Linked DNA regions of Homo sapiens: region 1 is linked to region 2. Evidence: read pairs that join two places in POLR2A ChIA-PET (ENCODE). Cell type or tissue: PC-9. All regions are shown on one strand.

Region 1 (4,000 bases), 54 kb before region 2:
CTGTGTAACTGATTCAGATTTGTGGTCAAGATGAAACCTAAGGAAGTTTATGCACAACACTGAAACATCTAAGAGAATTTTTTAGGGCTGTTTCACTTGTAAGTCTAATTAACTTATAAGAAGAGTTAAGTACTTGAGGTTTGTGTTAATAGACTTTTTAAAAATAGAAACCAAATATTAAATTAGTAAAGGCAAGCTTAAATGTTGAAGATATTAACGAGTTTATAAACAAGACTAATTTGTAATTCAAAATCCCTTAAAAGTGATTAAAATGTTTAATTTATAAATGAGATTTATAAGCTGAATTTTTTAAAAAGTGTAACAGTGTCCTTCAATTTGCAACTTTAACAAATTGAATATCAATTTTTTTAAACCTAGGTAAACCTTCTGGACAGTCATTTCTGCATATAAATATCAATCTTAAGGACTCTTCCCAAAAAGTCCTCCCATCAACTGCTCTGTGCACATGTCTCCTACTCAACTGCTAAAGGAAGAACAGCTGAGACAATGCTACCCAAGAGAGGCACCTAGGGCTAAGCACTCACATCTAGCAGCTAACTCTGCCTGCGCTAATAGGTATCTAGGGAATGAGTAAGTGCCTAGAATGTGCTAGACACTTTTCCAAGTACCTGGGATACATCGGGGAAAAAGATCCCTGTCCTGCTGGAACCAACCAGCATGGAAAAAGACACACAACAGAAATGGAAATGGAAGATGCCATGGGTGTGAGTGACTGTGAAAGGTGGGGGGATCCAAGAATTGAAAATCCTAGTGGGCTCAAACAATTTCTGGATCAATTGGCCCCAGGAAGGTGGAAAGTTAAGAGGTAGAAGAGTGGAATCCATGAGTAGGTCATCACCAGGCTGCATTCCTGAATCTGATCATTAATTGCTCATAAAAATACCTTCAAAGATTGACCTTTCAACATGTTTTTGCTCATTATTGAGCCCAATTTTTAAACAGCCACCTAAAGAACATTTCTGTTTCCTCTGGAACACAGTTTTTGAACACACTGTGGTTCACTGCTTCTTATGTAGATATTTCTGCTATAACACAATATATGTTACTGGGAAGACCACATATTCAGCAAAAATGTTCACTAAAAATGAAAGGACTTACGTAAAATACAGGGTAAAAAGCAGACTACTCAAACCCTATGCAACTCTGAAATCAGATGGCTATTTTGTTAAAAATCAATACTTAAGAAATAAGAAACCCAGGCAGTTACCCAAGAGTGGCTGCACGCTGCCAAAGGTGATACTGAGAATACATGAAAACAACAGATGCTGGCTTGAAGGCACCAAAACAATGCAGTAATCTGGGGGTTTTTGTGAAGGTGAGCACAGCAGACAGGGCAACCTGCCACAGAGCATAATGTTAGCGTGTGCCTCTCTGGGGAGGGAACCCCAGGGGACAGGTGTTCATTTTTCATTTCATTTTCAATAGAAATGAGAAAGCTCCTGCTGATGCAACAGCCAGAGTGAAAGTTTAAATTCTCACCTATTTTTTTCCTTTCCTGCTAAAATACAATCCCACATTATACCATTAAAGTATATATTATAATTCTATTCCATCTGGTCACACTCCTCTTGCCTAGCAAAAGTTGCACATGAACCAGCATAAAGTGCACATTCTATTGACCTCACTGTTCTATTTACTTACCTATCACACACAAAGCAAAACAAACTATTGCTAAATATCCATATGCAATAACAAGGTCTCATGGCCAGCCCACATCTATTTCCCCTACCAAACTGCTTCCCAAGCTCATTGTGGGGAATAACTTTAGCCCCATCATGTGCAGGCTTGGGAAAGCAATCAATCCAGGTTTCTGTCTTTTTTTATACAAGACATGTGCATGCAATTCAAGGTAGACATACTATATTTACTCTTTTGGAACTGTGAATCTTGAGCTGAGTGACAGCAAGGACAGGAAGATCCTGAAGGGCCCTATTCCAGTTATAGCATGTGGTTGGAACGGTCAGTAGTTCCCGCCAACCAAGTACCTGAACGCTCTCGTTCCAAGTAGGTTTTGGAGGCTTTTTTCCAGCTTCCCAACCATTATGGGGGAAGCCTGTAATTATGTGAGCCACTCTAACAACACATTGCCCTTTGTGTTATGTGATCAATGTACACCACCTTGCATCAAAAAACTTTTCATGCATACAACATGCTTGCTTTTTATTAGATCATAGAAAAATGTGTATTTCTCTTTCAGTTACTTAGGGTTCAAAATCCAGTAATCACCATTAGCCTATGTATTCTTGAACAATTTACTACTCACCTTCTCAGCTTACTTCCCATAGTTTCCTTATGGACTATGTTGCCCAGGCTAGCCTCAAACTTCTGGGCTCAAGTGATCCTGCCAACTCAGTCTCCTGAGGAGCTGGGACTACAGATGCTCACCACTGTGCCTGACTAGACATACAATTTTTGGCAACAGGAGAGCTATAAATAATTTTAGGAGTAAAAGGAGAAAAGAGAAAAAGAGCAAAGTAATTATATCACTTGCATTTTCGAAGAAATCAGTCTATCTCTTCTTTTTTCTTCCACACAGGTTATTTGTTTTTTGTATTCTCTTCAGGGTTTTATGCAAATGTCCGTTCATTCTTGGCTTTAACCAGTTCTCACAGGCCCATACCATTTTACAAACCAGCTGTGTGACTTTGGCCTCCATGTCTTTGTTTCCTCATCTGTACAGCAGGGAAACAATGTCTAGGTTGTATAGGAATTTTCTAAGGACTAGAAATTACACACTCAAAGCAAATCCAGTAGATAGAAGGTGCTTTAAAACTGGTTGTCACCCATGTTGTAGCTCCCTTACTATTTACAGCCAAGTTCACAGTGCCCTTTGCAATCAGGCACTTTAGAAGATGCAAATTATTCCCAATAATTTGGCCAGAATGTAATTCTGCAGCCACCTCTGTTCTTCTTGAACTGCATGCATCATATTTTAACGTCAAAATCTCAAGCCATGAAATCACATATTTTTTCTCTAATTTTTGATCTGCCTAATTTGTAGTCTGCCACAGGTAAGTGACAAGCATGCTGGGTACTAATCCTCTCACCTCATGCAATGGACTCATTTTATATCTGCGTTAGCTTGAAAAAGACTGGGAAGCACTAATGAGTGATTAGTGACTCTCAAATCTAAACGTGTGTTTAAATCACCTGGACATCTTATTATATAAAACATGGATTTTGATTCAGCAGATTGGGGGCGGAATCTGAGATTCTGCATTTCTAACCAACTCCCATGGGATGCCAATCTGTGGCCAATGCTTGGTGCAGAGAACAACTACAGTACAGGTTTCATGATACTTAATGATCCTTTCCCTATAAAATCAAAAAAGATATGATTAATTTGTCTCAAATATCACTTCCCATTTCTCTAATTAGAATAACTTTAGTATTTTCTCTTTCCTCTATCCTCACGAAGTAATAAGTTTTTATGTGCTAAAGAATTGTCTTTCACATACGTGGAATTTGAATAACTTCCTAATATACATGAAAAGGCAATCAACTAAAAGATGAAATAAAATTTCAAAAGAAACAGAAGAAATTAAAAGTTAACTAATGTAATCCATAACTAAAAGTTCACTATAATGTGACTGAAAATAAGAACTACATTTTCCCAACTGTTCCAAAGACATACAACTAAGAGAACTGAGGAGATGTCACTCAAATGTGAAACACCTGAACCTGAGTCTACCTAACAACAAAGCTCTCAAATGTGAAACACCTGAACCTGAGTCTACCTAACAACAAAGCTCTTCCTGCCTGTTACAGGATGAGTTTGTCCTTCCCAAAATTCGTATGTTGAAGTCTTTACTCCCAATAGCTCAGAATGTGACCTTATTAAAGAACAGGTAAGGCCAGGCACAGTGGCTCATGCCCGTAATCTCAACACTTTGAGATGCTGAGGCAAGACTCCTGGCTTGAGTCCAGGAGTTCAAGACCAGCCTAGACAACAAAACAAGATCCCTTCTCTAAAAAAAAA
Region 2 (4,000 bases):
GCTGAGGCAGGAGTATAGCTTGAACCCAGGAGGCAGAGATTATAGAGAGCTGAGATTGCGCCACTGCACTCCAGCCTCGGCAACAGAGCAAGACTCCATCTCAAAAATAAAAAATAAAATAAAAACAGTTGAAATTATCAAAAAAAAAAAGTAAATAAAATGTAATGGAGGTACTAGTGAAAAAAATAATAAGATCCAAACTCAAATTGCTCCTGCACCCAACACACTTAAGAGTAAATACTGTTAAGAGTCCTTTCCATGAACATCTAACATATTGAGAAAGGTGAATATTTCATTACTGAACATTTACTCTAACCTATGTTAAGAATTATGATCTGTGGAAAGAGCACAGGCTAAGGAAGCTGCCTAGGTAAATAGCCAAAAAACATACACATAAGATGAAAACTTGTCTGCGTCATTTTCCTACCACTCAAAAAAGAAGGTAACAGTAAGAAATAAACAGCAAAAACAAAAAGAAAAAATTGTTCAAATGTTCAATCTAGATATAGGTTTTTCTGTATAATTTAATCAATTAATAAATAAATACACATGTATCTTTCTTCCCCCAACCACACCCCCCCCACACAACTTTTTTTTTTTTTTGAGACGGAGTCTCACTCTGTCCCCCAGGCTGGAGTGCAGTGGCGTGATCTCAGCTCACTGCAAGCTCCGCCTCCCAGGTTCACGTCATTCTCCTGCCTCCGCCTACCGAGTAGCTGGGACTACAGGCACCCGCCAACACACCCGGCTAATTTTTTGTATTTTTACAAAATGTTTTTCACCATGTTAGCCAGGACGGTCTCGATCTCCTGACCTCGTGATCCGCCGCCTCGGCCTCCCAAAGTGCTGGGATTACAGGCGCGAGCCACCACACCCAACCTACCACACACAACTTTCTAAAGTTCCTGGATAATGTTCTAAACTCTTTTTCTATGTTTTACATGTAACTTATGCAAGCCATTCACTTTACTAAGCAAATGAACAGTAGTGTCTGTGGCCAAAAATAATAAGACTTAAAATTTTGAGTCCTTCCAAAAGAACTTGTATTAAATCTTTGGAATAGAAAAAAAAAGTTCATATTAGGGAGTAGATCTGGGTATTGAAAGGCCTGTCTTTTTTTGTTGGTAATGCCAAAGAATGTCATCACACAAGACTCACCTTATAATATTATTTATGTATAAGTTATCAATTACATATATTTAACATTTTAAGTGAAAGCAAGTTTATTAAGAAAGCAAAGGAATAAAGAACGGCTATTCCTTAGGCAGAGTAGCCTATATTTAACATTTTTTAAATGTTTAAAATTATAAAGCTGGTGAGTAAAACAAAAACATCTTTGAGTGATACAGATCGGCAGAATTTCCCCAGCCTCATTCCTGAGAGACCACCACATAAAAATAACTTGGTTATCTGCTTCTGTATGTAAACTCAGGTTGTTTGTGCAAAACATAAACTGCCCCAACTAAGAAATCCTGAAGAACATGCAAAAGGAGGTACTTTCACTGTCATTTTATTAAAAGGCACACAAGTCACTACTGCTGAATATACCACTGTTTCTACCCAGCTATTTTAAAATTATTGGTAGATAATGTGGTGAGCTACTGGTAAATACAGCTGTGAACACAGCAGCACACACCATCTGGAGGCTTTTGACTTAAGCGATTTTTCAAATGCACAGTATATTTACACTCTTTTGTTCCTTTGAAGCCCACCAGTCACATATAAATGGACCCTTTCTTAAAACTACAACTACAAAAGCTCATTCATCTTGTGGAAAACAAGATATGAGAAACAAATCTAATTGTTCAGCTTTAGAACAAGTGATTATTTCAAATCATTAACAGCATAAATACTTTACTTTTTCTATTTTTATTTTTTTTAATAGATAGAGACAGGGTCTCGCTATGTTGCCAAGGCTAGTCTTGAACTTCTGGACTCCAGAGATCGAGATCTTCCCAATAGGGCCTCTCAAAATGCTAGGATTACAGACGTGAGCCACTGCACCTGGCCCCAACACTTTACTTTTATAATGATCTCCCATACTTACCCATTATATTCTTATTATCTTAACAAGAAGCTTCTGATTAATACTCTAAAATTAAATGTTTTCTTCTTTTTTGTTTTTCAATGAGACAGGGTCTTGCCCTGTCACTCTGGCTGGAGTGCAGTGGTGCAATCATGGCTCACTAACCTGCTCAGAAATTATGTTTGTAAGTTTCACGAATCATCATGCTCATTTTTATTTGTTTTGTCCTCCTCCACTGGAAAATAAATGCTATGAGAACAGAGACTTCATCTTTTTTGTATCTTCAGCAACTAAAACAGTACCTAGTACATAATTAGTGCTCACTATGTTAACTATTCACTGTTTTCCCATGCTAAGCATGGTCCTAAAGCATTTCGTAAACCCTCTAGGTAGACTCATTATTTTCTGGTATGAGAAAACAGTCACAGAGGTTAAATAACTTACCCCAGGTATCACAGTGAGTAAGTGGTAAACTAAGAATAGAACTCAAACTCAGACAGCCTAACTATTTACCACTACGCTGTACTGAATAAATTAATGAATTACACCAGAGTTCAATGATAACATTAAAAATTGAGTAAAATTATGCTAATTTTCCTATTGACTAAGCATCAACATTATTCTGTTTTATTACAAATATTTAAGTATGTCAACTATTTCATGGATTAATTAGATTTTAGAGGGAAAGTCTAAGACCCCAATCATCATTAATATGTGGAATTGGATAACAACCTGGAAAAAGACTTACAAATGAACTTGTGATATAACCTGTTTGAATTGGATGTAGGATACCTACTTCCCTCCATTATTCCTTGGATTCAGCAGTCTGTTGCCAATCTGAATGTTTTAACTTCTTTTAATTAGAGAAAACATTTTCTATATAAGTTACAATGAAATTATCACGTTTTCTAGAAAATACTGCACTCTACTGCTTCATTCCAGGTTGTCTGAAGATGGACCAATTTCTCCAATGAATTAAAAAGTATCTTAGTCTAAGACAAGCTCTCTTTCTACCCAGCCACCCCCACGAGATCCCACTCCGCCCCAACAACCCTCAGCCCCCATCTTCTATCAGCAAACTGGGCCTCTGACACAAAGGTACCACATTTATAATATCAGCTTTAGTCATAAACAGATTTCAATCAAGTTTGTTTCTACGACTTTTGCTCCTTTTTAAAAATGCAATGGATAGCCCAGGCGCAGTGGCTCATGCCTGTAATACCAGCACTTTGGGAGGCCGAGGCGAGTGGATCACAAGGTCAGGAGTTCGAGACCAACCTCGCCAACATAGTGAAACCCCATCTCTACTAAAAATACAAAAATTAGCCAGGCGTGGTGGCACACGCTTGTAGTCCCAGCTACTCAGGAGGCTGAGGCTGGAGAATCACTTGAACCCGGGAGACGGAGGCTGCAGTGAGCCGAGACCATGCCATTGCACTCCAGCCTGGGTGACAGAGTGAGACTCCAACTCAAAAAAAATAAAAATAAAAATAAATGCAGTAGATAATAACAGCTCTGGACAGTAGTATCTACTCAACAGGAAAGCAGACAGTAAAGAGACCAGACCACTGAGAACCCATGTCAGTCACATTACAATCTATGTTACAGCCTGAAAAGCCTGAAAAGACTCAAATCTACTCATAAATACTTTCTAATAACTTGAAACAATAACACTATAAAATATCAAGTTGGCCACACATGCCCCTGAGCAGACACGTCTAAAAGCTTCTATGTGCCACCCAGCCCATGGCCAAACTGCTGTTGGTCAATGGGTTGCTCAAGTCCTTTTGTACAATGTAACGAGAGGTAAGAGACAAGGGGGAAACATTCTAGCCACCTTATCTCCAATGATGCCAACATTTATTTCTGCTTGAGTTTTACAAACTAATCCTAGACTAGTTAACAAAGAACCCATTTTTCATTGTTGATTTTTACACAAAATATTGGCTTCCTATGTCATTATAAAATGGATGG

What was found. Peaks named below come from ENCODE experiments on the same cell type or tissue, not always from the same donor. Only the 100,000 strongest peaks of a DNase experiment are listed, where the experiment ranks them.
Region 1: POLR2A ChIA-PET joins it to region 2 with 5 read pairs; 11 of 35 experiments call an interaction of 5 or more read pairs at or near these places.

Annotation. Positions count from the first base shown.
Region 1 is chr1:8,642,376-8,646,375 of GRCh38, forward strand. All of the region lies in intron 2 of RERE (arginine-glutamic acid dipeptide repeats), which reads right to left. Among named protein-coding and RNA genes, the nearest start is that of SNORD128, 150 kb to the left of the region's middle. RefSeq lists a silencer at 1,274-1,403. In PC-9, no CTCF peak of the experiment used is centred here; a DNase peak (open chromatin) is centred at 1,686; H3K27ac peaks cover 422 bases.
Region 2 is chr1:8,696,808-8,700,807 of GRCh38, forward strand. The region is part of intron 1 of RERE (arginine-glutamic acid dipeptide repeats); the gene reads right to left. Among named protein-coding and RNA genes, the nearest start is that of RERE, 120 kb to the right of the region's middle. In PC-9, no CTCF peak of the experiment used is centred here; a DNase peak (open chromatin) is centred at 2,424; H3K4me3 peaks cover 364 bases; H3K27ac peaks cover 959 bases.